Regions from separate parts of the Mus musculus genome. Here regions 2, 3 and 4 are each linked to region 1. Evidence: chromatin loops called from intact Hi-C (ENCODE). Cell type or tissue: heart. All regions are shown on one strand. Each heading gives the region's core, and the rest is flanking DNA. Links, peaks and the distances in the headings are about the cores only. Region 1 overlaps 1700034P13Rik (RIKEN cDNA 1700034P13 gene). Region 2 holds the start of Ppp1r42 (protein phosphatase 1, regulatory subunit 42). Region 3 overlaps Cspp1 (centrosome and spindle pole associated protein 1). Region 4 overlaps Sgk3 (serum/glucocorticoid regulated kinase 3).

Region 1 (7,439 bases), core at 763-5,762:
TGCCCGCCCAGAGCACTGGAACTCTGGTTGGACACCAGTTCTCTTCCACTCCCCTTTATCTCCCCGCCACCCCCCCCCGCCCCCGTGGCCACTGGCCCCCTCCCCACCCCCCGCGCGCACTCTTCCCAGTTCCTCCACTCCTGCTACTTTGATACACTCCACGATGGTCATGGACTTTCCCTCTAAAACAGTAAGCAAGCACCCAATTAAATGCCTTTTTTAAATGTATAAACTGCCTTGGTCATGGTGTCCCTTCCCAGCATAAAGCATTAACCAAGACAATTCTCTACTTTGTCTCCCAACCCCTTGGTTATTTGCTTTTGTTTCTTTTTTTTTTTTTAAATAAATTCTTTATATATTATAAATAATAATCCTTTGTTACAATTGAAGATATTCTTTTTGTAAGTCATTGTTTGAGACAGGGTAGCCTATGCTGGCCTTGAACTTGCTGTGTAGTGTTGGTATATCAATTTACTATTTTTTTTTTATTATTTTTTTTTTTTTTTGGTTTTTCGAGACAGGGTTTCTCTGTATAGCCCTGGCTGTCCTTTTATTGGATTCTTATACCTCTGCCTCCCTTCCAACCTTTTTCCCACCCTGATCCCTTCCGCCTCCACAGTAGTTAGGAGGAAATGAAGGTTAGAGAGAAAGGGGAATGCACACTACTCTAGGCCACTTCCTGTTGAATAGGGACGTTGAGCAATCCCAATACTTGTCAGAATATTCAACAGTGCAGCAAACCAGTAACTGAAGCAAACACAGCAGCAAGGAGAGCAGCAACCCCCACAGGCCCTCTCGGGGTCTCTCATTTGTATCTTCTCTGGAATCCCCAGAATTGAACTATCTGCAGCTGGCAAAAATCACAGCCCTGTTAGTACACAAGGCAAATCGTAATCGCCTGCTATATGCAGCCTCTTACCCCACACCTGGGATTAACCAAAAACATATTCATGTAACTGGGTTTTTTAAGAAACCAAAGTTTTCACTACAGTGTAGCCAAGAATCCTAATATTTTTGCTCTGTCTCCCAAGTTTTGGGAACACAGGTGTGTGTCACCATACTTGGATTACTTTTAAAACTGTTATTATTTACAGTGTGTGTGTGTGTGTGTGTGCGCGCGCGCGCGCGCGCGCACATGCGCGTGCATGTTTACCTGTGCCCATGAACACCAGAAGAAAGTATGGGATCCCCTGGAGCTTGGGTTCCCAGAGCCTTGTGCTGATAACGGCACTGGGAAAGCACTTGGGTCCTCTGGTAGGACAAGTACTTTTAAGCACCGACTTCTCCAGCCCCTATTTTGGCTTTTTGATACGTAGCTTTAACTGACCTAGAATTCCATTATGTAGGACAGGATGGTCTGGAACTGTGAGCATACACATCTCTGCCACCAAGCACTGGGTTTACAGGTGTGGACTACTACACCCTGCTCATCTCTTTATTTCAGTATGTTGTCTTGTACAGTGTGGAAATTATGTTGGTGTTGAGGGGAAGGTATAAGTGAATCTTTACTCCATTTAATTCATTTTAAAATGTTTGGCAAGCCTATATATCAACCCCCTAAATGTGAAATCCTTTTTTCTTCCCCGGGCATGCAGTGATGCCCAGCCCAGCCCACAGGACACCTCCCCGCTCCAAGCCCTGTTCCTTACATGCTGTCATTGCTGAACACGGCTAGCCTCTGGGACTCCTGAGGAGAAGAAAATATGCAAGGAAGAACAGGTTTGAGCTCAAGGTGTTAAATCTCTGGATCTGGCCAATCTGTCGTTTTCTTCATGGCCTTCTGTCAGCCTCAGAAAGTACTTTCCTACCCAAAGTTCATTAAAAATATTTGTTTCTATTCACTTTAGAAATAATTTCATGATTTTTTTCTTTTTGTATTACAGGAGACATTTAGATCTTAAAATACCAGAAGTCTGAAGATAGCAAATTATCTCTGAGATGTTTATCTTCTCTCAACTAATTTGAAATGCTACTTTGAAAATGTGTAAGATCTTGTATATGCACCAGTCTTGGAATATTTTCTGGACTCTGCCCCATTTCTGATTTTTTTAGTGTCTTATAGACCAAGTCCTATTTCATAACAAGTTTCTTAGTTATTTGTCTGTTGTTCTGAGACAGGATCTTACTATGTAGCCTTGGTTAGCCTAGAACTCACTATGTAGACCAGGCTGGTCTGGAAGTCACAGAGACATGCCTCTGCCTCTTAATTACTGAGATTAAAGTTGTGGGTCACTATACTCAGCTCACAAGCTATTTTTTCACAACTTTATAGGCATTCAAAACTCTTATCCTCCAGATAAGCAAACAACCTTCTGTCCCTTTATTTTTGGTTCTGTTTGCCTCCTGAGTACTGGTTTTAAAGGCATATGCCACCATGCCCAGTCTAATAATTAGCTTTTTAATGGGTTTTAAATTTTTCTCTTAGTAAAATTTAAAAAACTTTTCACAGTTATTGATTTTGTGTTAGGGGTGTGGCACATTGTGTACACAAATGGAAGTTAGACAATTTGCAAAAGTCAGTGTTTTCCTCCCACTGTCGATTCTGGGAATTTAACTTGGGTCATTAGGCTTTGTAGCAAGTGCCCTTACTCGTCTCATCATCTTCTGAGCATCTATCCTAAGGGAGGCAGAAGAATCTCAAGGCCAGCCTTTCGTACACGGAGACCCTGACTCAACAAAAACAAGCAAAACAAAGCAAAGCACTCCTGTCCTGATTAGAGTTTGATGGTGTGTGTGTGTGTGTGTGTGTGTGTGTGTGTGTGTGTTTTCTCCCCAAGTTGTTTTTGTTCATGTTGTTTAACACAGCAATAAAAACCTAACAAAAATGACCTTCTCCACTACCACCACCACCACCACCACCAAACTAACAGTCACAACAGGGAATTCATTCTGAAGAAGGAGAAAGTTTCCACAGATTTTGTTTTCTCCATATCCTCACAAATGTTCTTAGGTTTTCTTGTAGCTTAGTCTTCCGTTTCCGTACTTACTCCAATTGATATCTACAGAAGCTCTCATCTGAAATACTATTAGCATCCTGTACAGTGATGATAACTCTTCACAGAGGCTCTGACATGCCAAGGTTGTCAAGTAGTGAGGACACTGTATATGTCCCCTCACTGAATTACCTTTTTTATTCTAATGAGCTAGCCAGACATGTTGGTATCCATCTATAATTCCAGCATTCAAGAAGCTGACTTAGGATAGGGAGTTCAAGGCCAGCCTGGGCTACCTATCAAGACTCTGATTCAGTAAGAAATAAAACAACACCTCAGTGAAACTTGGACATTTGTAAGTAGACAGAGTTACACGTTTGTTTCCAGATACAGAGCAACAAAGAAAAGCTGTCACATTTCAAATCAACCTTTGTTGTCATTTTTTTTTATAACCCAGGCTGTCCTCAAACTCCCCCTAGCTCCGCTCCAGCCTCTAGAGTTTTGGAAACGGGTGTATACCATCCCACCTCCCTAAGCTGACTTGTTTGGGGGGGAAAAAGTCCTTATTGTGTTAAAAAATAAAGCTTCCATACATATTCACGTATTTTATTTTTTATTGAGACATACTACTTGTTCTTTTTGTGCTTAGTGTATGAAGTAAGCTGGCAATTTAGTATACATATATATAGTATATAATAATTAAATCAAGTAATAAGTATTTCTAATTCTTTAATCATTACACACCAGTTTACTGAGGGCTTTAAGATAAAAATGTTTTTAAATATTTACCAAATATTTATTTATTAATCCTTGATGAAGTATGCTATTTTATTAAATCTTTTGTGAGAATTTCATACACACACACTGTACTGTGTTTACAGCATGGAACTTTCTAACGCTAGCCTCCTGGAGGACTGTAAACATGAGCGCCCTGGCCTCTAGGGGGCGGGCTTTCCCTTTGAATAGTGTGGGTCAAGCACTCAAATTCCTAGAGTACTAATGAAACCAGAAAATATTTCAAAATTTCACATTGCTTCAGTCAAATAGACGGTTAATGAGTACGGGAAAGATCATACAGCTGGATAATTTGGCTCAATGAATGCAGTGTACGATTTTGACAATGAAAAAGAATTCTTCCTTGCTTCCCAGTATATACAGGAACAGAAGTGTGGCCACATCCCTATTTTTAAACCCGGCATAAGGTTCTGAACCAAGTCAGTTTTCCACTCACTCACTCACTCACTCACTCAGGGTTGGTCAGGCTAGTTTTACACAAGCATGCCCAAGCTCCAGGTTCCACTTCACTATCTGCCTCCCACTTCGGCAGCTTAGGCAGTGGCCACTAAATAAACCAGTTCCCCTCTCTGAGAATACTGCTGTAGTCTGACCTACAAAGGTTGTGGTAAGAGTCTTGGTGGAATCTGAGAGAGGTGGGGAGGGAAGGAGGGGGGGGAAAGGGAGGGAGGGGGAGGGAGAAAGACAGACAGGCTTTTGAGAGACACTCCTACATGAAAAGAGCAATCTTGAGTTGTGGCATGTGACAAGTTCCTCTAGGACAGGCTAAACTCAGTGCTTTCTCACCTGTTGTGAAAGCAATGTGTTCGTTCCCCAAGCTGTCTGTTCTATGTTATGTCTCCCCTGAAGGCTTGTGGGCAACGGGCAGGACACCAGCATACCGGTGTTCATGTTTGGTGGCTTTGCTGTGCTATGAATATAAAATTCCTTTTTTTTGACTCAGACATCTCCCGTTGAAATGGTAACTCCGTTGCTTTCAGATCTGTGCCTTCACTTGACTTGAAAACTTCTCATTTTTGGAGGTCACATAGTGGGGTACGTTTAATCTCCCACTGAGTCTACAGTAGATAGGACCTTTGACTTTGTTATAATGGTAACAGTGGCCTTGATTACTTCTCAGGGACTAGAAAGCTGTTTTTGGGGGGCTGGTGAGATAGCTCAGTGGGTAAGAGCACCCGACTGCTCTTCCAAAGGTCCAGAGTTCAAATCCCAGCAACCACATGGTGGCTCACAACCATCCGTAACAAGATCTGACTCCCTCTTCTGGTGTGTCTGAAGACAGCTACAGTGTACTTACACATAATAATAAAATAAATCTTTTAAAAAAAAAAAAGAAAGCTGTTTTTGTTTTAAAAAACAACAATAACAACAGCACTTTACTTGGGCTTGCCTAAGTGTCTGATAACCGCTATTTGATGTCAGGACGCCACATGGCACTGTGGAATCATGCCAACATCACCACTTTCACACCATGAGGATCCTGGGGAGCCGGGAAGTTTGCTAGCACATCCACAGACCTCTTATTATTTCTCTGCCAATATGCAGGCGCCACCCTCCAGTCAGCAGCCTTGTCTCAAATATCCTCAACCCTAACCTGAGAACTTGGGCCACCGTCTAGGCTCAGCTGTCCTGAGAATAAACTTTCTTTCTCACCAAACCTCATTGTCTCAGGGACTGGCACCATGTGGCCTGGTTTGATGACAGTGCTTCTGCTATACCCATGAAAGAATAACAGGCTACACTGTGGGCTTGCAAGTAAAATCTGCCTACCTGGTTGATACTTGGATTCAGCTAGATAACCTCACTGGAGATGTATGAGGCCAACATGTATACAAGAGAGCCACATACATATTTATCCTATCTAAGGAACTTTACATGCAAGTTATAATTCTAAGAGTTTGTGGGTAGAAATTCATTTATTCATGACATAGAGACATTTAAAAGCTCCCATTTTACAGATTGGATGAAGAGGCATAGCGATGTTACCTTTACTAGGACAGTGGCTTGTCCACATCATCCAGTCCAAAGTGTCAGAGCTAAAGAACACAAGTACCAAGAAACCTTGACACACTTTGACTGTGTGACTGTCTGATGCTGGGTCAGTAGATGAATGTGATGATGATGATGGTGGTGGTGGTGACGATGATGACAATGATGATAGTTCTCAAAACACTTGTTGAGATGGTCTGTTTCAAACTTTTACTTCATAATATCATGGTGATACAGTTTTAATTCATTGTTCTTCTTTCCTCCCTTCCCTTCTCGGCTTTCCCCTCTCCTTTGTTCTTGACTCCCCATTCTGTGACAATGCCTGGGTTATTATCTAGCCCGGGCTAGCCTTGGACTCTCTGTCATACTACCTGAGCCTCCCAATTGGATGGTTTATACGCATGTGCCACTCACTATACCTGAATTCATTATGCTTATGTGTGTGTGCACATGGAGGTCAGAGGTCAATCTCTATTGTCCTTCCTCAAGTACCATCTCCTCTGTGTGTGTGTGTGTGTGTGTGTGTGTGTGTGTGTGTGTGTGTGTGTGTGTGTGACTGTCTGGAACTTGCCAAGTAGGCTGACTGGTTAGAGAGCCCCAGAGATCTGATTGTCTCTATCTTAGGATTACAAGTGAATGCCAATGGCCCCGGCTTTTAAAACAGTCTATCTTGTAGGGATGCTTAGGTCTTCATCCTTGCATGGCAAATACTTTACTCAGCTGTTTTCTCGATTCCCATTGTGTTTTTACAGGAGCGATATTTAGTCATTAAATAAATGCTCTGGCTTGGCAGGTTACACGTGGCTCGTCAGGATCTAGCCAGGAGAATTGGCACCTATGTTCAGACTCTATGAACAAAAATGCTCTCTCTGCAGAAAAATTTGCAAAGAATATTCACAGCAGCTTGCGATGGTTTGAATCTGAAACGTCTCTCGATATATGTTCATGTTTTAAACTTTTGTTCCCCAGCCTGTGCTACTATTTGGGGTGGGTTCTGAACTCTGTAGGGGGCGGGACCTAGGCTGGTGGAAGCAGGTGCCTGGAGAGGGCTGTTAAAGATGGTGAGCAGCTTCTGCTTCTGCTACTGTCCCCTTGTCCCATGATAGGAAAGCCCCACCACGCTGAACACATGGAGCTCTCTGGGCTTTCCCAGCTGCAGGCGGGCTGGATCTTTGAGCCACAACCAGACTTCTCTCACCTGCTTCTGTTGCGCTTTTCGGTCACAGTGGCACAAAAGTAAACTACTGCTTCACTCTGTTCATAACTGCAGAAAGCATGGCAGCCACCACAAGGGCCCAGAGTGGTATTTTGGGTAAATAAACTGGCATGTTCACATAATGGAACATTTTTTTCAGCACTGAAAACAAATGAACATTTAAGCCATGGGAAGACTGGAGGAGGGTGTATGTTACGAGGGGAAAGTAACCTTGTCTGAAAGGCCACTTACTATATAGATCAGTTGCATGCTATCCAGAGCTGCAGAGACGGTAACAAAGATCAAGGGCTGTGCAGAAGAAAGAATAAATAGACACAGCATGGAAGATTTGTAGGGAAGTACAACTATTTTGCAAGATGCTATAACAATGGTGGGTACATGTTATTATACGTGTGTCCAATGCCACAGACTTCATAGCACCAAGAGTGATCTTGATGTACAATGTGGAATTTGGGTGATAATGTTGCAATGTAGGTCTATCAGCTGAAACACAAGTATGTGGGGGT
Region 2 (7,439 bases), core at 1,058-6,057, 240 kb after region 1:
CCTGGCGATCTTTCATACTGAGATTAAATTCTAAAGTGAAAGAAATATCTTTCACTTGTAAATATTTTCTACCCCAGAGCAATAATGAATTGTAGTGGGTGCCTCCTTTTTCTCTCCCTTCATTTTTTTCTAGTGCTATGATAACATCCAGGGGTCCCTGCATGCTAAGCAATCACTTTACCATTAAGCTACACCCTGTGTCCTAAGATGAACCTCTTTTAAAATGATTATTTATCCTATTTTAGTAAAAAGGAAAGCTGTCCAACGCTCTTATCTCATAGGTGGAGAAAGAATAAATCACGGAGAGTTATTTAATCCAGGCTCTCCAGTGCCAGCTGAGAACGCAGCCAGGTCTCTCACTCCTCACAAGACCTGATATCTTCAAATCAGAACACATGCGTGAAATCCGAGTTACACACAGGATGATGCAGACACTTTCCATGCCCAGGGCTAGACACTGAAACACAGCATGACGCAGTGTTTTCCAGTGCAGATACTACAGTTCTTACAGTCCACAGTCCACATAGTAGCTTCGATACTCACTGAAAAAGCAATCCTGGAGTGCATCCATGGGGACCTACATTTATTTCCTAGCACCACAAAAGTAAATTATAAATAAAAATGCAGTCAGATTTGTGGTGTGTGTGTGTGTGTGTGTGTGTGTGTTTGTGTGTGTGTGTGTGTGTGTGCGTGTGCTCGTGTTTGGGCAGTTAATGGTGTCAGGAGTGTGTGTGTGTGGGCAGTTAATGGTGTCAGGAGTGTGTGCGTGTGGGCAGTTAATGGTGTCAGGGGTGTGTGCGTGTGGGCAGTTAATGGTGTCAGGGGTGTGTGCGTGTGGGCAGTTAATGGTGTCAGGGGTGTGTGCGTGTGGGCAGTTAATGGTGTCAGGAGCTGGGAGAGGCTTCTCTTCTCCAGTGCTATAACCATTACTAAGGTGTCCATGCTCCTATAAATAACCTTCCACCTATGCCCCGTAATCAAGTGGAACAAACATATTGGTCCAGGAAAACAAGAAGACTCTAAAGAAGAAGAGGGACTGACTAGCTGGGAAGAGAAAGGGGCAAAGGGGAATGGGAGGGATTAGAGAGAGCAATGAGGGGGTGGGGATATGCCCAAATTACATTATGTGCCTTCATGACAATATCATAGGGAAAACATTATAGTGTAGACTATATGATACTTAAAAAGAAACCTTAAAAATAAAATAAGTGACTTTCACTAGTGATACCACTTGTAGTCTAGCCTCTTGAGAGGCCGAGACAGGAGGATTACTGGAGTCCAGGTGTTTGAGGCCAGGCAGGTGGCTATGTGAAGATCTGTCTTAACTACATAAAACAAGGACAGTCCTTCTTAGTTCAAAGGGACAGTGTCAGAATGCATGCAGGATGCCTTCCTGTGGTGTGTAGGCTGCATGCTCCCAGGCAGCTGTGAGTAGAGAGGGACACAAACTGGCAGACTTACTTAACACAGCGTCAAGTTTCTTATTTTTTGTAATTTGACTGTGTGGTTCTCAAGTGTGAGCTTTGTAGAGCACAATACCATGTTGCAATTTTACAAGTCTGGATGTGTCAGTGAACGTTCTGGAGTGTCTGACATAGGTCAAAATATTTGTTGCAGTCATCATTATGAGTCTATTGCCATTTTATTCATAGAGGCTTCACTCTTTGATCTTGAAAGCATCAGGACTATTAAATAGGGGACATGTTATCAAATATAATTACTTTATAGTTATATAATATAGTTATACAATTACTTTATATAAGTTATTATGTTATCCATAATCATATGGTAACCGGTTTTTCCTGTCACCTTAAAAACACAGATATTTAACTGACAATTATCCTTGTCTCCCAAATTATGCTTCATATTTTTGAACTAAAGAGGTAATTAAAAGTCCAATGTTAGAATGCGTTATCTATTGTTTCATTTTATCTAGAATTATACCAAATAAACATTTCAATTTACACAATATTCTATGGGTATGAGTTCAGTGCTTAGAAGGAAAATGAATTTGATACATGATAAATGTGTCCTTATATATATAATCATACTGCCTATTACCCAGACAATATAAATTGCTCATAATATGCAAATCTGAAGGGACAGGGTGCCCTTCAGTGTTCAGAGCATAAACTGCAGACCCTTCAGAACAAAGGGCAATCTGGATTTTTATTTATTTATTTTTTTGTTTTTTGTTTTTTGAGACAGGGTTTCTCTGTATAGCCCTGGCTGTCCTGGAACTCACTCTGTAGACCAGGCTGGCCTTGAACTCAAAAATCCGCCTGCCTCTGCCTCCTGAGTGCTGGGATTAAAGGCATGCACCACCATGCCTGGCTGCAATCTGGATTTCTACTACATGCATTTCTGAAATTTGCTTATACATTTATGACTTTGTAACAAAATTTGAAATTGTTTTTTCATAATGCCATAGATCCATAAATAAGTTTAAAATATAAAACAGTAAAAGTAGATTTAAGCTTAACATGATGGTTAATAAACCTAGTATCTGTGAGGTGTATGCAGGAAAATCCCAGAGCTCAAGGCCAACCACAGTTACATAGGAACTTTAGGCTAGTCTGAAATACATGAAACTCTGCTTCAAAAAACCAAAGAAAATAAGTTCTGTCTCTGTCTCTGTCTCTGTCTCTGTCTCTGTCTCTCTCTCTCTCTCTCTCTCTCTCTCTCTCTCTCTCTGTGTGTGTGTGTGTGTGTGTGTGTGTGTGTGTGTGTGTGTGTGTGTGTGTTGTGGCTCAGTGATATCTAGCATTCACAAGGTCCTGGGTTCATCCCAGTACTGGGAAGAAAAAACAACAACCAGATCAACCAAATAAATCCCTGAAAAGGTCTACTTTCCTTTCTCGACATTTCCTTTAGTTTGGACATTGCTGTGGATGTATTCATGGTTTTGTCACAAATGCCCATACACCTAAAAAGTACAGTTCTTCCCCCCCCCCCCAATTTTGCATGCCATCCGAGTCAGTATTCTGTCTCTAGCCTTCTTCTGCTTACCCTTTTGTTTCGGAGAGCTATCTGGTTTACCACATACAGCTGTAGAGTGTTGTACTGCTGTGGCTTATCTTCCTGATGGAACGCTGTGTCTTTCTGTATTTTGCTTTTATAATGCCGCTTTTATGCTTCTTGTCTGTGTTGTCTTTAGAGCAAGGTTTAATCTAGGGGTGGCCATTCCTGGACTGCACATTTTAATGTCACTGCATTCAACCAAATTGTCCTTCAGTGGGACTTTGACATTTATTGGTGATGGTAGTGGCAGAGTCCCTATAGATGCAGTTAAAGCTCTGATATCAGCAGCTTTTTCTTGTTGTTTTTTGTTTGTTTTTTAAGATTTATTATGTATACAGTGTTCTGCTCGCATATATGCCTATGCGCCAGAAGAGGGCATCAGATCCCATTACAGATGGTTGTGAGCCACCCTGTGGTGGCTGGGGTTGAGCAGGCAGTGCTCTTCTCCAGCCCAATATTTTTAAGTTGGGTTTTAATGTACCACTCTTGACACCCTGCAGAAAGTGAAGCATTCCCTTGTCAGCCTTTCAGACTTCCTTTTATGTGCTAATTGCTCTTTCCATATTTTATTCATTATTCCTACTGGGTTGTGATTTGATACTTAAGTTTTAGAACTTATGCATATTCCTATTAGATAATAAATTCTGTCATTGATTGTCATTGATCTTTTCCCAGCCCTGGACTTGTCTTTGCTATTTTCTTGTTTCATTTGTTTTTAACAGTGAAAACGTTTTTTGTTTTCCTTGAATAGGAAAGGGCTTTTAACAAGGGAAGCAGTCAGCAGACAGGCAGGTAGGCAGAACAGTGGGCAGGCAACCTGCTGTGATTTCAAGTGTCTTTAACTTAAAATAGTCAATGTGCCAGAGCAGCATATTTGAGAGTGGTTTTTTTGTTGTTGTTTTGAGACAGGGTTTCTTTGTATAGCCCTGGCTGTCCTGGAACTCATTTTGTAGACCAGGCTGACCTCGAACTCAGAAATCCGCCTGCCTCTGCCTCCCGAGTGCTGGGATTAAAGGCGTGCGCCACCACCGCCCGGCAAGAGAGTAGTATATTTTTAATTATTTCACCACAGATGAATTCTGTATAAAAACTGGTGCCTCTGTAAAGAAAGGAGGCAGCTGAGCTGGTGGCACTCATATAACCCCAGAATTTAGGAGGTAGAAGAAGGAAGTTCAAGGGCAGCTTTGGCTACAAGTGAGTATTAGGGTATTTTGGGCTACATGAGACTTTTTGGAAAAGAAGAGACAAGCTGAAAATATTTTTAAATCAAGAGAAGGCCAAGGAATGTAATCAGTAAGCTATAGGAAAAATACCCAGGGGTTTGAATGTGGAAAGGGAGAGACTCACCATAACCCACAACATAAAATATTAAATAATAAACTGCTTGGGAGTTCATGAAAATTGTTTTGTCAAAACACCACCATTCTTTTCATCAAGAAAGCACCAACTCTAACTTTACTGTAGTGTAGTTTCATTGTTTTAGAGAAATAATAAGCCCCAGAGGGCTTAAACTGCACTTAGTTGAACTTGTGTACATTTTAGAACATTATAATAAAAGCAATAAGGTCAACACTTGTAGGAGTGTCCTTGATTTTCTCAGAAGAGAAGTCATTTTCCATAATATCTCCTATTGGATACAACTGCTGGGACTCATCTTCCCAGAAACCAGAGGGAAAGGCTCTGGGAATGGGTCCTCTGCTGATTATCACCTCTAGGCTCCTTGCAGACTGGGTAGGACAGACAGTTTCAGAGTTTGGTTTCTACCTACATTTCTTCTTAGGCCTTAGCTCAGTGGCTTCCAGATTCTCTAAGTGGGGCTTCAGCCCTCCAGACTTTTCAAAGCCTGGGCCCCGCTCCCTCGCCCCCTCCACCCTCCGGCTTCTAGAGAGCTTCCAGCCTTGCCTGCTGGTCCGAACTAGTCTTCTAAAGTGTGTCTGCTATTCTAGCTGTTTAGGGACAGGGCTCAGGGACCTGCACTTTAACCGGTATTAAGAGTCTGCGTGCACGAACATTCCTGGCTAGGCTTTTCGGGGGGCTTCTCACCGCTCTGTCCAGTCGGGTCTGTAACTGGTTTGGTCAGTGTCCTTGTGCCAGGCTCCTCCAAAGCCAGCGGCGGTTGCCAGGCGACCAAATGCTCCAAACGCCCAGGCAGATTAAGTCTCGTGACGTCAGGGAAGCCCGCAGGGCCCGCCTTGAGTCTGGCTCTTTGTGACAGGGACGCCAGAGAGTTGGTGTTGTGCACTGGTGGTCCCGAAAAAGACCAGTTAGTTTGGGCAGAATAAGATTTGCAGGCTATCGTTTCCCTCTCCATCACCTTTGATTATTTTAGTGTCCGGTAACCACACCTGCCCCTGTATAGACCCAAAGGAATAGCCTGTAGGTACAGCCAGAACTCCACATTCATTGCTAGGATAAAACCCAAACTTGGGTTGATAGTCACGGCACTCCTCGCAGCTTGCCGCTTCCTGTCTTATTCAGGATTCTCGGGTTCCGATATGCTCTGTTCCATTCTCCAGCTTTTGGGGTATCAATAGCACGTTTTCTTTCCTCTTTTGTTTTGTTTTTGTTTTTGTTGTCTTTTGAGACAGGGTTTTTCTGTGTAGCTCTGTCTGTCCTGGAACTTGGGCTGACCTCGAACTCTGACATCAATCCACTACCTCTGTTAGGATGAAAGGCACGAGCCACTGCCATCTGTTTTTTGTTTGTTTGTTTGTTTTTAGTTTATTCATCCCACTCACCATCACCGCCGCCGCCACCACCACCTGCCCCGCACGCTCCCAGTCACAAAAATATGGAATGTTTCACAAATTTGTGTGTCATATTTGTGCAGAGGCCGTGCAAATCTCTGTATTGTTCCACTTTTAGTACATATGCTGCCGAAGTGATCACCCCTCTTACGTTTTATTCCCTCTTTATCTCAGCTTAGATCAGGGTAAACTTTCAGAAAGCCTTACTGTTGCATTTTGTTAGTTTCTGTTTTCCTCAACAACTAATATGAAGTTCTTTAGCATAACAAGGATCTGCCTTTGTAAAAGAAAAAGAAAGAAAGAGCGAAAGAAAGAAAAGAACTGAGGACAGCATTCTTTTCTCTCACCATTGTCAGTGGGTAGGCAAATGCTGTGTATACCTAATGCGGTGTATACCAGTACTTGCTTGACAAATGTTTGTAAAATAAATAACAGGAATGAAAGATAAGAAGGACAACACTTAGTACAAGAAACCATCATTCACAGTGAAAAGGACTCTCGGGATATAGTGCATACCTTTAATCTCAGCGCTATGGAGGCAGAGGCAGGTGGATCTTTGTGAGTCTATAAACAGCCAGGGCTGAACCTCAACTTGAAAATCCATTTAAAAACAAAACAAAACAAACCCCCAACTCATTGTTGAAACCAGTTGTGGTGAGGGAAGAAGGAAAGAGAAATGCTAAGAGAAGCCAGGTATAGATTCATCAGCCACAAAAGGAAAGATAATGATTCAGGCCGGGAATTCAGTTACACTGGAGAATGGCTCATGTACAAGGGTTGCCTCCCAGGAGAAAAAGCTGTAGAAGGACAGGAAGTGAGAGAATAATTAAAACAATACATTAAAACAAACCAGATGCCTGTCCTATGAGTTTAATGGATCATTCCATTGGAGGCAACAACTTTAACAAGGTGTCGAGGGCTGACTTAATTCTCTGTATAGCACTTAGTCTGCAGCTAAAACTGTTAAAGGCCTTGCTTAGTAAGGCCTCCAAGTTTAGTAAGGCCTAGGTTTAGAAAGTCAACGAGACTCACTTGCTCTAGAAGTCTTGGTTTTAGAAAATTTTCATATATCATGAAATGAAATGTGCTCTCATTTGTGGGAAAGCTATGTACACATTTATTTTTTATATTTGAGATAAGTTTCTCACTATGCACCTCAGACTGGGCTCAACTTTACTGGTTCAGGTTTATCAGCTCACATAACCCTTCCACCTTTGACTTTTGAATATTTGGGGCTGTCCAGGCCACCTTACGTGGTATATATACCTTTAAGTATGCAATATGATATGTACATCTAGACATGGACATATTTAAATGTCATTTTTTGGTGGCATGATTATGACTATATATGTTACTAAAATAGAGGTTTTCCTTCTATTTTTAGTAGCAAGATTTATAAAAATGGTAAAATTACATTTTGAAACTTCATTTTGGATCTTCATGTGGTTGAAAATCATGATTATTTGTGTTTAACATGGTTGAGTTACTAACAAATATGAGTGTGTAGGGGGTGTTTATGTATGTTTATGTTCATGTGCGTATGGATGTGTGTGTATTTGTGTGTGTGTGTGTGTGTGTGTGTGTGCTTGAAGAAGCCAGAAGAGGGCATCTGATCTTCTTGAGCAGCTCCGAACAGCCCCGTGTAAGGATTGGAACTCAGGTCTTCTAGAA
Region 3 (7,439 bases), core at 923-5,922, 320 kb after region 1:
TATTGAACATGTCATTTCTATAGGGAAAACACATTATGCTAATCTATATATAATAGAAACCCTGTAACACGAATATTTTCTGGCCTGTAATTATTAATATACTAATTATAGGAATATCTTTACATTTGTAGATGTTTTTCTTAATCTTCTAATACATTTCTGAGATATCTTTCAGCAGGACTTGGTCTTTTATTTGTTACTAACAAACTGTGGGGCTTTTCTTACAGCCTTTCTCAGGTACTTCCTTCATTTTCTTCAATGGCTTCCCTACTCCAAAGGCTGAGAGACTGGAATTAGAGAGCCACAGTGCTTTCTGTTGTGGGTTAGAGGCTGGAGTAGTCGGCTTCACTGGACTTTATGCAAAAAAGTTTTCTCATTTGTAAAAGGTGATGGTAGTACTTGACATAGTTAGAGGGCTGATGTAAACATTAGTTTTCTATGTATAGATACAATTTAGGAGTTGCTGATAATAGATTGTTTTCATAACAGTTACTCAGGTTGTTTTTGCTGGCGTCTGCACTGATGATGGTGAGGTTAGACTCACTGACTGACCAATAACGTGTGGAACCGCTGCCTACCGAAGAGACTTTGGTGTTACCTCAGCCCTCAGATTCTTTAAGGCAAAATATGTTAATGTTTGAGTAAAAAAACCTAGAGTCTCCCCTTTTTCTTTGTTTATCTAAAGTTATTTGCCTTTGCCATTTCTATTAGTGAAGAGTAAATCCTGTGCTGGTAGAAGCACATTTGCTCCTCAGTGAGGAAATGTGGAAGGACAAGGTTTTATACATTTTAAATTTATGAACTCTTAAATATATCAGGGCCATATGGATTCTCAAGTAGCCACATTGTGGTTTAACTTTCTGTGAAAAAGCAGTAGGTTTTACATATAAAAAATATACCCTTTGGGTCGGGGAGATAGCTCAGTCAGTAAAAATGCTGGGTGTTGTGGGATGAATTTGTGTTCTCAGTGCTGGCAGGCAGAGACTGGATACCTGGGGCTTGCTAGCCAGCCAGTGTAATTAGTGATTTCTTGGCCAGTGAGCAACCCCATCTTACAAACAAAGTGGACAGCTCCCCAGAACTTACATACAAGGATGACTGCTAGCTTGTGCATTTGTACATACTCATGTGACCAGCCTCTCCTACACACACGAGTTCCTATACACCATGTGTGTGCAGCTATTGACATGCATAAACATACTCATGCTATGCACTCCCTTGCCCACACAGAACCATTTGTAATCCTGAGGTGGCGGAGCTCTTGGTCCTCCCTCTCTGTGTGTGACTCTCATCATATGATACTTCCTGTTTTGGGAATCTTCCGGCTTTCCTCCTGTCTCCTTATATCTGAGTATTCCTGCTCTGTATTCCTCTGGCATTCTTTGTCACTTGCCTCACGGATGCTGCACTGTTGTAACTGTTGATTCCGTATTATTACTAAGGGCAGAGGAGCATACATGCCTTTGTTTAATATGGTACATAATGGCTATTGGATATTACTCAATTACTTTAACTTGTTTGCATCTTAGCAAAGTGTTCCTGAAGTTGTAAAATTTGTTACTATTTGCTTTTTGATTCCTAATTTTTCTTGAACAATTAGTACAGGGTTGATGTTTAATTTTAATAACACCTTTTTTGCAAAAGATCTTGATTAAAAGTAATAAAATATGAGGACAGTGTTTTTGGTTTTCTTTTGCTATAGGGTTCTGCCTGTGCCTCTGAATCCACCCCCGCCTCCGCTCCTTGCCCCTCCAGCTTCTAACTATCGAACTCCTTACGATGATGCGTACTATTTTTACGGTGCCAGAAATACACTGGATCCCAATATTGTATACTGTGAGTTTTCTATATGTTCTATAAACATTTTCCTGGTGGTTTAGTAAGGATAATTGTTTTTATGGAAGCAATAGTATGTAAATGAAAAAGATAGAGTTTCATTTAATCAAAGTATTATACATTTATTGACAATAGAATCATCCTTAGAATCAAGTCCAATTTTATTAGTTTGTTCTGATACTCGATAAAGATAGTTTATGAGACCTAATATGGCCAAATAATGTATGGAAGGCAGATGTGGGTGTATATCTTTATCATTTTTTCCCACTTCCCTAGCAATTTACGACTCAGTCATGGGGCTTCAATTTTTACTCTGTTAAGTTTGTTAGCATAAGATTTTATGAATTACATTCCTCCATACATTTTGATGGACAGACTGTAGCAATAGCCATTTTTAAATGCAGCTAAAGGTAGAGGCAGGATCATGAGTTCAAGGCCCACTTGGGCAACTGAGGAACTTTGTAGTCCCCTTGGGTCATAAAACAAGACCCAGTTTTAAAACCAAAATAAAACTAATTGTGTCTCTTAGTTACTTGCTATAACTGTTTTATGCTTTCCTATGTTCTTTTGCTGACTCTTAGCCTGGAAGGATGTATTGGTGCTTTGGAAAAGCTTGCGGTATAATTTTCTTTAGGGATAAGATGTTATTAATAGTAACTATTCTGAAATAAATGTCTTTTTTTCTGTTTCCCTTTAGATGGTTCAGGAATGATTGGAGGACAGCCTGCCCCTCATGTCTCTGCCCCTGTCACTCACCAGGTAGCACCGCCAGCTGTGTAAGTCTTAAAATAAAATAAAGTTAAAATAAACGTGCTTATATTATGCACAGTATAAACTCGTGTAGTCTACCTGCTTTAAGAGCATTTGGTGTAGTGTTTAGTGCATCTGTAACATTGCATGGTCATCTCACAAATGAGAACTCTATCCTGTGAGTTCAGTGATGGACAGCTCCATTTCTCTTGTGACATGGGCTGCCAGCCCCTGTTCTCTCTGAGGCTCAGACAGGGTTTTACTGTGACTGACTCATTTGGGTCCTTAGCTGCTGATGGTCATTGTAACTTATGCTAGGATTTTTCAAGGCTGAATAATAGTGCATCGTGTGCTTACCTTTATTTAGCCACTGGCGGACACCGGAGCTCCTTTATCATCTTAGTTGTAAACATGCTGCTACTAGACTCATTGTATTTTTCCCATTTCTTTTGTATATGTAGTAAGAAATACAGTTTTGGGGTTACATGGAACTTGTTTTAGCACGATTTTGGAGGAACTGCCATATTACTTTCTATACTATAGAATATATACTATTTGCCTTCCCACTATCAGTGCACAAAGATTCTAATTTCTCTGCATATTACACAGCAGTTCCTATTTTCTGACCTTTAGTGTGAGATGATATTTCATTGTACATTCATGTATATATGGAGGGCAGAGGTCAACTCAGGTATTGCTCCTCAGGATCTGCCTGTCTTGTTTCTGAGACAAGATTTCTCACTGGAACCTGGCACTCACCTATCTGGCTACCCCAGGAGTCTGTGTGTCTGCCTCCCCCTGCTGGCATTGCAGTTGAACTGCACCACACCTAGCTGTGTGTCCTTATGCTTCTGTGTTGTCTTCGTTACTTTTCTTAGTGCTGAGACAACCCTGGTGAAAGTGTCTTAAGGGGGGAAGGATTGATTTTGGCTTATAGTTCATTTTTAAAATTTTCTATTTTCTTTCTTTGTTCATGTGTTTGTGCATGTGCTCAAACATGCCACAGCATGCATGCCACAGCAGGACAGAGAACCACTTGCAGGAGCTGCTTCTCATTTGTAGTCCTGGAAATGCACGGCACAGCATTTGCTGTTCCTGTTGACCCATCTTGTTGGCTTTGTTTTTAAAGACTTTTTTTTTTTTTTTGTTTTTAAAAGGTGGTTTTATATGCCAGGCAAAGAATTGTTTTTGTTTTCTTCTAGAATGTGCTTGTTCTTATAATAAATTGATTGAAATTGTTTATTTGCTCTTAGGAATACTGTTGGACAGAATGAACAGAAAGTTCTTAGTGATGGACTCAGGAATTCAGGACTGGTCTTTGAGGATAAGCCAAAACCTTCTACACAGTCGCTTCAGTCTTACCAAGAAGCTTTGCAGGAGCAGGTATTCATTCATTCATTTATTCATTCACTGTTGACTGACTGTAGACTGAAGGGGAGAACAATAGCAGGCAGTACGGTAAGCTTTGAAGTGGGGATGCTGGAATTGCTGTAGGAAACAGTAGGCTTGTCTGGGACAGTTAGGACTGGGTGTGTAGTTAATATTTGAGCTGCATGTTAGTTTCTAGACGTTCCTGGTAGATTTAGGGAGTTTTATTATTTTTTTTTATTTTCCTACGTCTTCTAAGACCTTCTTATTTATTTGGTGTGTGTCTGTGTGCATGTGAGTTTCCTTCCACCATATAGTTTTTGGGGGGGATCAAATTCAGGTAGTCAGGGTTGGTAGCAGGTTCTTTGACCTTCTGATCCATCTTTTTGGCCCTAGAAAAACCTTTAGTGAGCTGTTGATCAGTTCAGTTCAGCTAGGAGGTGCTGAGGCTCTGAGCCTGTGAGGGGAGAAGGAGGATGTTGGCAGACAGTTGTGATATTTAATGCACAGGGTACGCATGAGAGGATGAGAAAGCAGAGCAGAGGGTTTAAACAGGATCTGTAGTGTCCAGTGTAAGGAGACTGATGAGGCCATAGTCCAGTAGGGAACATCTTAGTAGAATGCTTACAAGAAACACATTGGCATCTCCCATACTTTATGTTGGTTAAAGAAAACTTACTTAGGAGCTTTTGGGAGTGAGGTTCAAGGTGTGGGTCCATATCTAAATTGAGGACTTTCTTGGGGGAATTCTATTGGATTTCTTGGTAAACTATGGGTTTAGTTTTGTTTTCTTGGGGTAAGGTTCCATCTGGATCAGGCTGCCCTTGAACTCATTATGTGGTGAAGAAAGGATTACCTTGAAATTGTAGTCATCCTGTTTGCTTCTCCCTCCTGAGGGCTCGGAATACAGGTGCACTCCAGAGTGCTCTGTTTTATGTGATGCAGAGGATGGCTCTGAGGACATTCTAGGCAAGAGCTCCACAGTCCTAGCCCCTTGCAATTTTTTTTGTGAATATACTTATTATTTTTATTTATGTGTTAGTGTATCTTTGCACATGAGTCCTATGGAGTGTAAGGAGTCAGACCCCCTTGGAGCTGGAGTTATAGGCAGTTGTGAGCTGCTCAATGTGGGAATCAAAGTAAGTCTTTGCAGGGCGAGTACTTACTCCTAACTGTCCCAGCTCCTTGGAAAATATCTTTTTTCAGCTTTTATATGGGAAAATATCTAGAAAGAATTAATTGCCATTTTTTTGAATGTGAAAGTTCTACAGAAGAAAGACTGAATTTTGTAAATCAAACACTGGCTTTGAGTGAGAATATTTAAATGTTTCCAATAGAGTTAGATTTCTCAATTCAAGAAGTTTATTTTTTCCCCTGTAGTGCTGGTCCAGCACTCTACTGTTGAGTAGAGTAGAATTCTTACTTTATATACCTAATGAGTGAACAAAATTGCCATGGATAGGCTGGAGAGGTGGCTCATGAGTAAGAACACTTGTTACTTTTGCAGAGGACCCAGAATAATCTTTTTGGGTGTGTTCTTGAATTTGGTGTTCAAGTATTTTATTAAGGATTTGTGTGTGTGTGTGTGTATCTGTCTGTCTGTCTGTTTTAGTCATTGATTTATTGCAATAAAGAGACACTATGAGCAGTGCAACTCTCATTACATTAATTGGATTAATTGGAGGATTGCTTACAGTTTCAGAGAGTTAGTCTATGATCATGCACAGCACGGGCATGGTGGGAGCATGGCAGCACTCATGATGTTGGAACATTAGCTGAGAGCTATGTCCTGATTTGCAGGGTTGCGGGGGAGGGAGAAAGAAAAAGAGAGAGAGAGAGAGAGAGAGAGGAAGAGGAAGAGAGAGGAGAGAGAGAGTGAAAGAGAGAAGAAGAAGAAGAAGAAGAAGAAGAAGAAGAAGAAGAAGAAGAAAGAGAGAGAGAGTTGCAGGGTTGGGGGGAGGGAGAAAGAAAACAAGAGAGAGAGAGAAGAAGAAGAGAGAGGAGAGAGAGAATGAATGAGAGAGAAGAAGAAGAAGAAGAAGAAGAAGAAGAAGAAGAAGAGAGAGAGAGAGAGAGAGAGAGAGAGAGAGAGAGAATATGAATGAATGAATATATGAGAGCCTGGCATGGGCATTTGAAATCTCAAAGCAAGTGACACACTTCTTGTAACAAGGCCACACTTACTAGTCCTCCAATAGTTCCTTTGTGGTGACTGAGAATTCAAATGTATGAACCTATGGGAGCCATTCTTTTTAAACCATGCAGCATTTATGGTCATCAGAGAGATTGGCCTGTGGTTTCCCTTTTTAACGCGGGAAATTTGGTTTTGGATCAGGATAGGACTGACTTTGTGACACAGATTTGGAGATACTCCTTTCCTTTCTATTTTAAGAGCAATTTGGGCAGTATGGTGTAAGTTCTTTGAAAGTCTGCTAGAATCTTATGCTGAGTCTGTTGGCTGTGGGCCATTTTTGTTAGGAGATTATTATTTCTTCTATTTTGTTGGTAGCAATGCGCCTGTTTTAATAATTTACTTCACATTTTTTCATTTATTTCTTTAAGAATTTTCATTTTAGTGGGATACTAGTTTTGTTTTCTTATACTTTTTTGGCTACAGCCTTATGTGTCTGTGGCGGCCCTGGAACTCACTTCGTAGACCAGGCTGGTCACCTGACTATGCTCCCCAGAGACTCATCTGCCTCTGCCTTCTGAGGACTGGGATGCAGCTTTTTACATTGTGTCTTAAGAGTCTCTGAATTTCCTCAGCAACTTTTGTAATGTTTCTGCTTTCATCTCTGATTTTGAAAATTCAGACCTACCTACCTCCTTTCTACTCAACTTCCTTCCTCTTCTCTTCCCTCTTTCAGTTTGGCCTAAAGGTTTGCTGGTCTGGTTAATTTTGTCAAAAAACCCCAACTTTTCATTCCATTGATTCGTTTGTTTGTTTGTTTTTCTGATAATTTTATCCCTGACTTGATTTCTTTTCTTCTTGTCTATTCTTTTGGGTGTTGTTTGTTCATGTTTTTCAAGGTCTCCATCTAAGATTTTTTTTTTTTTTTTTTTTGAGACAGGGTTTCTCTGTCTCTGGCTGTCCTGGAACTCACTTTGTAGACCAGGCTGGCCTCGAACTCAGAAATCCACCTGCCTCTGCCTCCCGAGTGGTGGTAGGCACTTCATGCCATACATTTTCCTTATAAGAGCTGCCTTCATAATGTCCATAGATTTTGGTATGTTGTGATTTTACTTTCATTAATTCTAGAAATTTAAAAATTTCCTTTGTAATTTTGCCTTTGACCCAATTTTCATCCAGTAGGGTATTATTTAACTTACACGAGAGAGTAATTTTTTTCCTTTTCTATTGTTGACATTCAGCTTTATTCTTTCATGGTCAGATAAAATATGTGTTCAGTTTTGGAGAAAGTTCCATGGCTGCTGAAAATGTATTTTTAGTGTTCGGGTGGAATGTTCTACTCTAAGTGTCTGTT
Region 4 (7,439 bases), core at 2,390-7,389, 120 kb after region 1:
GACTGTGCTGTGCCTTGGTGTAATCAAGCCCCTCCCACAGCTTTCATATCTGTCCCCTGTGTAAGCAGGCCCCTCCCACAACTTTCACATCTGTCCCCTGTGTAAGCAGGCCCCTCCCACAACTTTCACATCTGTCCCCTGTGTAAGCAGGCCCCTCCCACAACTTTCACATCTGTCCCCTGTGTAAGCAGGCCCCTCCCACAGCTTTCACATCTGTCCCCCATGTAAGCAGGCCCCTCCCACAGCTTTCACATCTGTCCCCTGTGTAAGCAGGCCCCTCCCACAACTTTCACATCTGTCCCCTGTGTAAGCAGGCCCCTCCCACAACTTTCACATCTGTCCCCTGTGTAAGCAGGCCCCTCCCACAACTTTCACATCTGTCCCCTGTGTAAGCAGGCCCCTCCCACAACTTTCACATCTGTCCCCTGTGTAAGCAGGCCCCTCCCACAACTTTCACATCTGTCCCCTGTGTAAGCAAGCCCCTCCCACAGCTTTCACATCTGTCCTCTGTATAATCAGGCCCCTCCCACAGCTTTCACATCTGTCCCCCATGTAAACAGGCCCCTCCCACAACTTTCACATCTGTCCCCTGTGTAAGCAGACCCCTCCCACAACTTTCACATCTGTCCCCTGTGTAAGACTATGCTGACTTTTTATGATACTTTATTTCCACATTTTTATGCTCATCTTTGAAGACTCCATGAAATATTTAGGACAGGATTGTTAACCCTGTTTAACCTGTGGGAAACTGTGTGAAGGTGACATTCCCTATGTACAAGGAGCTGATTCTACATACCTGCCTTTCCAGAGCCTATGTCCAACATCAATATCAGATTAAAAACACTGAGTGACAAACGGACGTAGTTTCACCTTGTAAGATTCTTCAATGAATATTTAAATTTTTGTCATTTCTAAAAGAAACTTTTTTTAATATTCTAGCTTGAAATCCAGAATCATCCTTTTTTTGAGTCACTCAGCTGGACTGACCTCGTACAAAAAAAGATTCCACCTCCATTTAACCCTAATGTGGTAAGTGTGTGTCTTATGTCAAAGAGTGAAATCTAGAGCTTAGGTTCACTGTGATTTAAGAAATGGATCCCCACAGCCAACCTGAATGAAAGCAGCCAGGCCCCGAGTATCTGTGCACCCTCCCTGAGCGGTGTCTAGCTCAGTGGTGGAGGACGTGCCTAGCATTTCACAGAACCATGAAGAGAAGAAAGCAACAGAAACTTCAAGGTGACCAGTAAGACCACAGTTATTAAATATCTTCCTGCGTAGTAATTATGAGTGCTTCTTAAAGGTCAAAAGGATGGTCTTAGTAGGTGGAAGCTAGGGTAGCCATTACCATTTCTGTACATAGTAAACCAGCATCCAAGCGCAATTATTTCCTAACAAATGTGTGTATAGGTATAGTGTTGTATGTGCGTGTGTGTGTGTGTGTGTGTGTGTGTGCGCGGCGCGTGTGCGCGGCGCGTGCGCGCGGCGCGTGCGTATGCTGTGTATGCGCGTGTACCAGAGGTTGAAGTATCCTCCTCAGTCTTGCCCACTTTAGTTTTTGAGACAGGCTCTGTCACTAAACCCGAGCTGACTCATTTCAGCTAGGCAGCCTTGCCAGTTAGCTGCAGGGATCCAACTGTCTCTGACTTTCTGGTGCCAGGAGGACTCATGTGTAAACCCCGCTCAGATCGTGACTAAGTCCTGGAGATCTGAACTCGGGTCCTCATGCTTGCTTGCTAAATACTCTTATCAGTCCAACTGTATCCTTGGCCCTAAGCAAAGTCTTTTCCTGGGAATATAAGTTGTCCTAGCACTTTTAGAAAATAATAAGCTGGCCAGAGGCAGGCCTGGTCTACAGAGTGAGTTCCAGGACAGCCAGGGCTATACAGAGAAACTGTCTTGAAAAATCAAAAAAAGAAAAAGAAAGAAAATAATAAAAGTATTATTAAAATGTTCGTATTAGCTACCCTTGTTAGATCTACTGGTAGAGGCAGTTTACTAAAGGTATGTTTTTAAGCAAAAAGGTGATGAGAGGTGCATTAGAATTAGCCATGTGTAAAGTTTTAGAAAGCAACATAGATTGTTGATAGTCATCAGAAGGTTGGTAATGATGTTAGTAACCACTGACAGCCTTCTTCCTGGACTTACATATTTTGTGTTGGCTGTTACACATGACCTGCCCCTCAGATGAGCTGCAAACTCACTACGCTTATGCATGCCTCATTAGTGTATCTGTTTATAAATTAGCAGAGGATAGTCACAGACAGATGAAAAGTGACAACACCAATATGCAAATCTGGTGTGATTCCAGGGTTGCCCTGTGTTTGCATGGGTGTGCATGCACATTCCTGTGATGGACAGACCAAATCCTTGACGTCACTCCTTAGGCGTCACCATGTTGTTTTGTTTTATTTTATTTTGTGTTGTGAGACAAAGACTCTTACTGGCCTGAAACTAGGCTGGCTGACCAGTGAGCCCAGAAGCCTGACTGACTACGCCTTCCTGTGCTGGAATGGCACAAGTGTGACCAGGCCAACGTTTTTAAACCTGACCTCCAACTCATCTTCTCCTGGCTAAACAAATACTTCAGCAAGTGACCATCCCTCCCAGCCCCAAATCTCTTCATTTGTTGTTGCTGTGAAACTTAGGGGGATAAGGAAATTACTCTAGGAAGTAATGTTATTTTGTATACCCTGTCTTGGTTAAAGGTTAGACTCTGCATAATGACTGTGATATTTTACGCCATCTGACATAGCAATATTTGTACCCTGACTTGTTTTATGTAGTCCGGAATTGTTAGTTTGAGAAATGACTACTCTGTTAAGGACAGTTTTGTTCCTGATTTTCACTTTCAGGGTTAGGGAGGCTCAATCCTCATTCTTCACTGAAGAGGAAACAAGTGTATAGAGAAAAGGAAGTGATATAAAGGATTGCAACATTTCATACTCAAAAGTTGATGAAGGTTTCTGCTGTGTTCTTCATTAATTTGTGTCTGAGTGTTACTGAGCACATTGGCATAAGGGTTGCTGAAGCAGGTGCTCCTATCACTGGGATAAACTTCCAGATCTGAAATGATTTTAAATACTGTGTGTGTGTGTGTGTGTGTGTGTGTGTGTGTGTGTGTATGCGTATGCGCGCGCACGCGCGTGCATATTTAAGCACCACATGCTTAAGTATGCGCGCGCACGCGCGTGCATATTTAAGCACCACATGCTTCCATCCCTGGCCTCTGCTGAGACTATAAGAGGCCATTGGATCCCTGAAACTGAAGTTAAAGCTGATGTGAGCCATCTGATATAGATGCTGGGAACAAAACATGGATCCTCTACAATATTTTTTTTGAGATTTTATTTTCCTTTTTGTGTAAGTGTATGAGTATTTACCTGGATATGTATATGTGCACCAAGTGCATACAGTGTTCATGGAGACTAGAAGTGTCAAATCTCATGAGCCATCAGGTAGGTGCCAGGAATTGAATCCAGGTCCTTTATCCTCTAGAAGAGTAGCCAATGCTGTTCTCTCTCTCTCTCTCTCTCTCTCTCTCTCTCTCTCTCTCTCTCTCTCTCCCGTCCCCCGCCACACACACATACACACATCCATACATGTGGTGTGTGTGTATGCGCGTGTGGCTGGGCAGTGGTGGCGCATGCCTTTAATCCCAGCACTTGGAAGGCAGAGGCAGGCAGATTTCTGAGTTAGAGGCCAGCCTGGTCTACAAAGTGAGTTCCAGGACAGCTAGGGCTATACAGAGAAACCCTGTATCGAAAAACCAAATAATAATAATAGTAATAATAATAATAATATAATAATAATAATAATAATAATAAATTTTTAAAAAGATAGATTTTGATCATGTTTTTTCCTCCCCCAGTTTCTCTCAGATCCTACCCGCTTCCTCGCTTCCTACCCACCCAACTTTATGTTCTTTTGTCTAACAGTACACAATCAGTTGGGCATAATGATACATACCTTTAATTCCAGCACTCAGGAGACTGAGTTTGAGGCCAGCATGTTCTACAGAGAAAGTTCCCAAACAGCCAGGGCTACACAGAGAAACCCTGTGTCAAAAAAAAAAAAAAAATGAAAAAGAAGGGGCTGGTGAAATGGCTCAGTGGGTAAGAGCACTGACTGCTCTTCCGAAGGTCCTGAGTTCAAATCCCAGCAACCATGTAGTGGCTCACAACTACCCGTAATGAGATCTCACGCCCTCTTCTGGTGCATCTGAAGACAGCTACAGCGTACTTATGTATAATAATAAATAAATCTTAAAGAAAAGAAAAGCCACAAAAACAAAACAAAAAAACAAAGTACACATACACAATGGAACAAATGGAAATCAAAAGAAACCAAAGACCAACAAGACAAAAAAAGAAAAAAGAAAGAAAGAAAGAAAGAAAGAAAGAAAGAAAGAAAGAAAGAAGGAAAGAAAGAAAGAAAGAAAGGAAATCCAAAGTGAAAGGAGACAGAAAGCCTACAAAACACCATTGAATTCATTTTGTGTTGGGCATCTACTCCTGGGTATGGTGCCTTCCTGATGGGTGGTTAATATAACCAGAGAGACAGAGAGATTCCACTGGAGGAAACTGATTCTTTTCCCATTGCCAGTGGGTATCAAATGCAGATAGCTTCTTGGTTAGGGGTGGGAACCCATGTCCATTTCCCCCTCACTGACCTGGGACTTTATCTGGCTTGAACTTGTGTATGCTTTTTGCATGTGCATCAGTCCTGCTGTGTCTAGAAGACACTGTTTCTTTATACTCATCATGACCTCTGACCCTTAAGATCTTTCTGCCTCCTCTCCCACATATGTCGCTGTGCCTTCATAGGGAGGCTTTGATGAAGATATTTCATTTAGGACTGAGTGCTCCAAAGTATCTCACTCTGCACATTATCCAGTTGTGGGTTTCTTTGTTAGTTCCAGTCTACTGCAAGAAGAAGGTTCTCTAATGATGGATAAGAAAGGTACTGATCTATGATATAGTAGTATGACATTAGGACTCATTTTATTGCTGTATTCCTTTAGCAGAATAATAGTATTAGATTTCCCTCTATATAGTCTCAAGTTCTTAAGTTATACATAGTCGTCTCAAGTTCTTAGGTACAATATAGCCTCGAGTTCTTAGGTACTGTTGAGTTCTTAGGTACAATATAGCCTCGAGTTCTTAGGCACTATCTAGTCTCAAGTCTTAGGTACGATATAGTCTCAAGTTCTTGACACCTACTTCTTTAACTGGAATCATTTGTTTGGTTGATTGGTTAGTTTAGTTAGTTTGTAAAGACAGGGTTTCTCTATGTAGCCCTGGCAGTCCTGGAACTCACTCTGTAGACCAGGCTGGCCTCGAACTCAGAGATTCACTTTCCTGAGTACTGGGATTAAAGGAATGTTTTACCACCACCCAGCTTGGCACCTCCTTCTTTACATCAAGGAAATCATCTATGATTTTGTTAAAAAACATTTTCTGTATTTGGTCTGGGTTTATTCTGCTCCTCTATTTGTAGATTTGGTCTTGGTTTCCTGCATGTTTCTAGCTGGATTTTTTAAGGTTTAGCATTTCTTTGAGCTATCCCTTTTTTTCCTACCTTATCTTCAACTCCCGAGATTCTACATGTTTTGTACTACATTAATGTTGTGTGACGGCTTTCTTGGGGGAGACCAATAACACACTCACTCCAGATAGGAAACCTGTGACAGACCAAAGAACAAATGCCACCAAAGGCCAACTTGGTGAATCAATACGTTTTATTGGGGTTACTTAAAGGAGTATGGGCAAAGGATACTTATAGGAGCAGAAATTACTCAGATAGCTACATCACCAAAGCCCACCCCAGCACAGGTGACATCTCACAGAATCTGGGAACCTACACTGTACAGCCTGCATTCACTTCACAGGTTGGAGAGTGTCCCTTTCAGTGACTCAGTTGGTTAAACCTCTTCCGACCTGGGGACTGGTTTCTCCTTCTTCCAGGCAGTTTCTCTAGTCTCACAATCTTCTTTGCAGCTGGGAGCTAACTAATTTGATTAGCTTCAGGTAGTACCTTTCTGCTCAAGAGGTTTTCCTGTATGGTATTTCAATCTGGGAGTAAACCATTACACAACAGTTGGTAGGACTTAACCTCAGAGGTAAGTTTTGTTTGACTTCCTAAATTTTTTATATAGTTTTATTTCAGTTTAATCACTTTAGTGATTCTCCTTGTTAAATTATACTTTGATGTCTTGAGATGTTTTCATTATTTCATTCAACTATAGTTTTACAGACTTTATTAAGGGATTTATTCATAATCTCATATACCATTCATTTGATAATTCATACCTTTTTAAGACTTTTCATTTATTTTTTATTACTTTTTTTTGTAGTGCAGTTGTTACCCCCCTCCTGGTCTGCTCTCCCACAGCTCCTCATCCCATTCCTCTCCTCCTTCCCCGTCTCCAAGAGAATGTCCCCGGCCCCTACCCTGCCCGGCCTCCCCACTTCCTAGGCCTCAAGTCTCTTGAGGTTTAGGGACGTAATTTTGGTACAGAGACAGACATGTTGATCAGTGGGATAGGATGGAAGACCCAGAAATAAACCCACACACTTATGGACACTTGGTCTTTGACAAAGAAGCCAAAAATATACAATGGAAAAAAGAAAGCATCTTCAATAAATGGTGCTGGTCTAACTGGCAGTCAGTGTGTAAAAGGATGAAAATAGATACAAATTCATATCATTTTTAAGGCCCTTGAACATATTAATACTTGCCATTTTGAAGTCTGTGTCTTGTGCTTCAGCTATATTGCATTTCTCGGGGCCTACTGTGATAGGGTTACTGGATTCTGGTAGAGGCACTTTGTCTTGGCTGTTCGTGTTTTTATTTTTGTGTGGGGTGTAGGCATCTGGAGTTCAGTGTTTGAGGTGTTTCTTGGTGTCATTGTCTGTTCTTGTCTTTGTTGGGTAAGGGTTCTGTTCTATGGTTGCAGTTGCTTTCTCTGGACCCTGAGCAGGTGTGGTTGCTGTGGGGTTTCTGGCAGAGATTGCCTTTGCTAGACAGAGGATGGCAGAGAGGAATGGAAGTAGGCTTAGAGGAACAGCAGAGAGGGTTACAAGAAAGAGCCAAGCAGGGTCTGTACCAGAAGGTGGAGTCATCAGGGAATGGGTGTGGTGTGGGAAAAGGGACTCCTGCAGGCTGGTACAGAACTAAGAGTAAATACCGAAAGAGTACAGTGGGAGTCAGGAAAGTGAGACTCACCTACATGACTCCCAGTGCAGTGTGGCCCCAGGGTTCCTTGTGTTTCTGCTGATACAAAGGAATGGCCATGGGCTAGAGGAGAAGGCTGACGGAATGGATGGGAGAGCTGAGCTGGGACTACTAGCAGCTCTTACTCATTGAAGCATCTCTTCAGCACCTTTAAAATTCATCTTAAATTCCTCTTCATTCTAAAATCTTTAGTGCAATAGTTCCTA

Evidence for each region. A loop is a pair of places that touch in the nucleus more often than their neighbours do. Peaks named below come from ENCODE experiments on the same cell type or tissue, not always from the same donor. Only the 100,000 strongest peaks of a DNase experiment are listed, where the experiment ranks them.
Region 2: it touches region 1 in a loop (10-fold over the local background); 21 of 42 quality-filtered maps call a loop at or near these places.
Region 3: it touches region 1 in a loop (8-fold over the local background); 18 of 42 quality-filtered maps call a loop at or near these places.
Region 4: a loop joins it to region 1, with 2.1 times the contacts of the local background. A loop is called at or near these places in 2 of 42 quality-filtered maps.

Annotation. Positions count from the first base shown.
Region 1 is chr1:9,769,077-9,776,515 of GRCm38, forward strand. It overlaps 1700034P13Rik (RIKEN cDNA 1700034P13 gene), which reads left to right. Exons shown (of 4, transcript NR_040462.1): 3 at 1,596-1,719; 4 at 1,884-2,180. It overlaps Gm39590 (a long non-coding RNA gene), which reads left to right and starts at 7,160. Exons shown (of 5, transcript XR_865181.3): 1 at 7,160-7,439. In heart, for the core only: no CTCF peak of the experiment used is centred there; a DNase peak (open chromatin) is centred at 3,885.
Region 2 is chr1:10,004,008-10,011,446 of GRCm38, forward strand. Ppp1r42 (protein phosphatase 1, regulatory subunit 42) reads right to left here and starts at 5,129. Exons shown (of 9, transcript NM_145692.2): 1 at 5,065-5,129. LOC115487608 (a small nuclear RNA gene) reads right to left here and starts at 5,910; the gene lies at 5,807-5,910. In heart, for the core only: a CTCF peak has its summit at 3,407 (motif pointing right); a DNase peak (open chromatin) is centred at 5,194; H3K4me3 peaks cover 985 bases; H3K27ac peaks cover 705 bases.
Region 3 is chr1:10,086,349-10,093,787 of GRCm38, forward strand. Cspp1 (centrosome and spindle pole associated protein 1) reads left to right here. Exons shown (of 30, transcript NM_026493.3): 13 at 1,703-1,836; 14 at 2,534-2,612; 15 at 3,840-3,969. Among named protein-coding and RNA genes, the nearest start is that of Cspp1, 52 kb to the left of the region's middle. In heart, for the core only: no CTCF peak of the experiment used is centred there; no DNase peak of the experiment used is centred there.
Region 4 is chr1:9,890,422-9,897,860 of GRCm38, forward strand. It overlaps Sgk3 (serum/glucocorticoid regulated kinase 3), which reads left to right. Exons shown (of 18, transcript NM_133220.2): 17 at 940-1,029. Among named protein-coding and RNA genes, the nearest start is that of Mcmdc2, 14 kb to the right of the region's middle. In heart, for the core only: no CTCF peak of the experiment used is centred there; no DNase peak of the experiment used is centred there.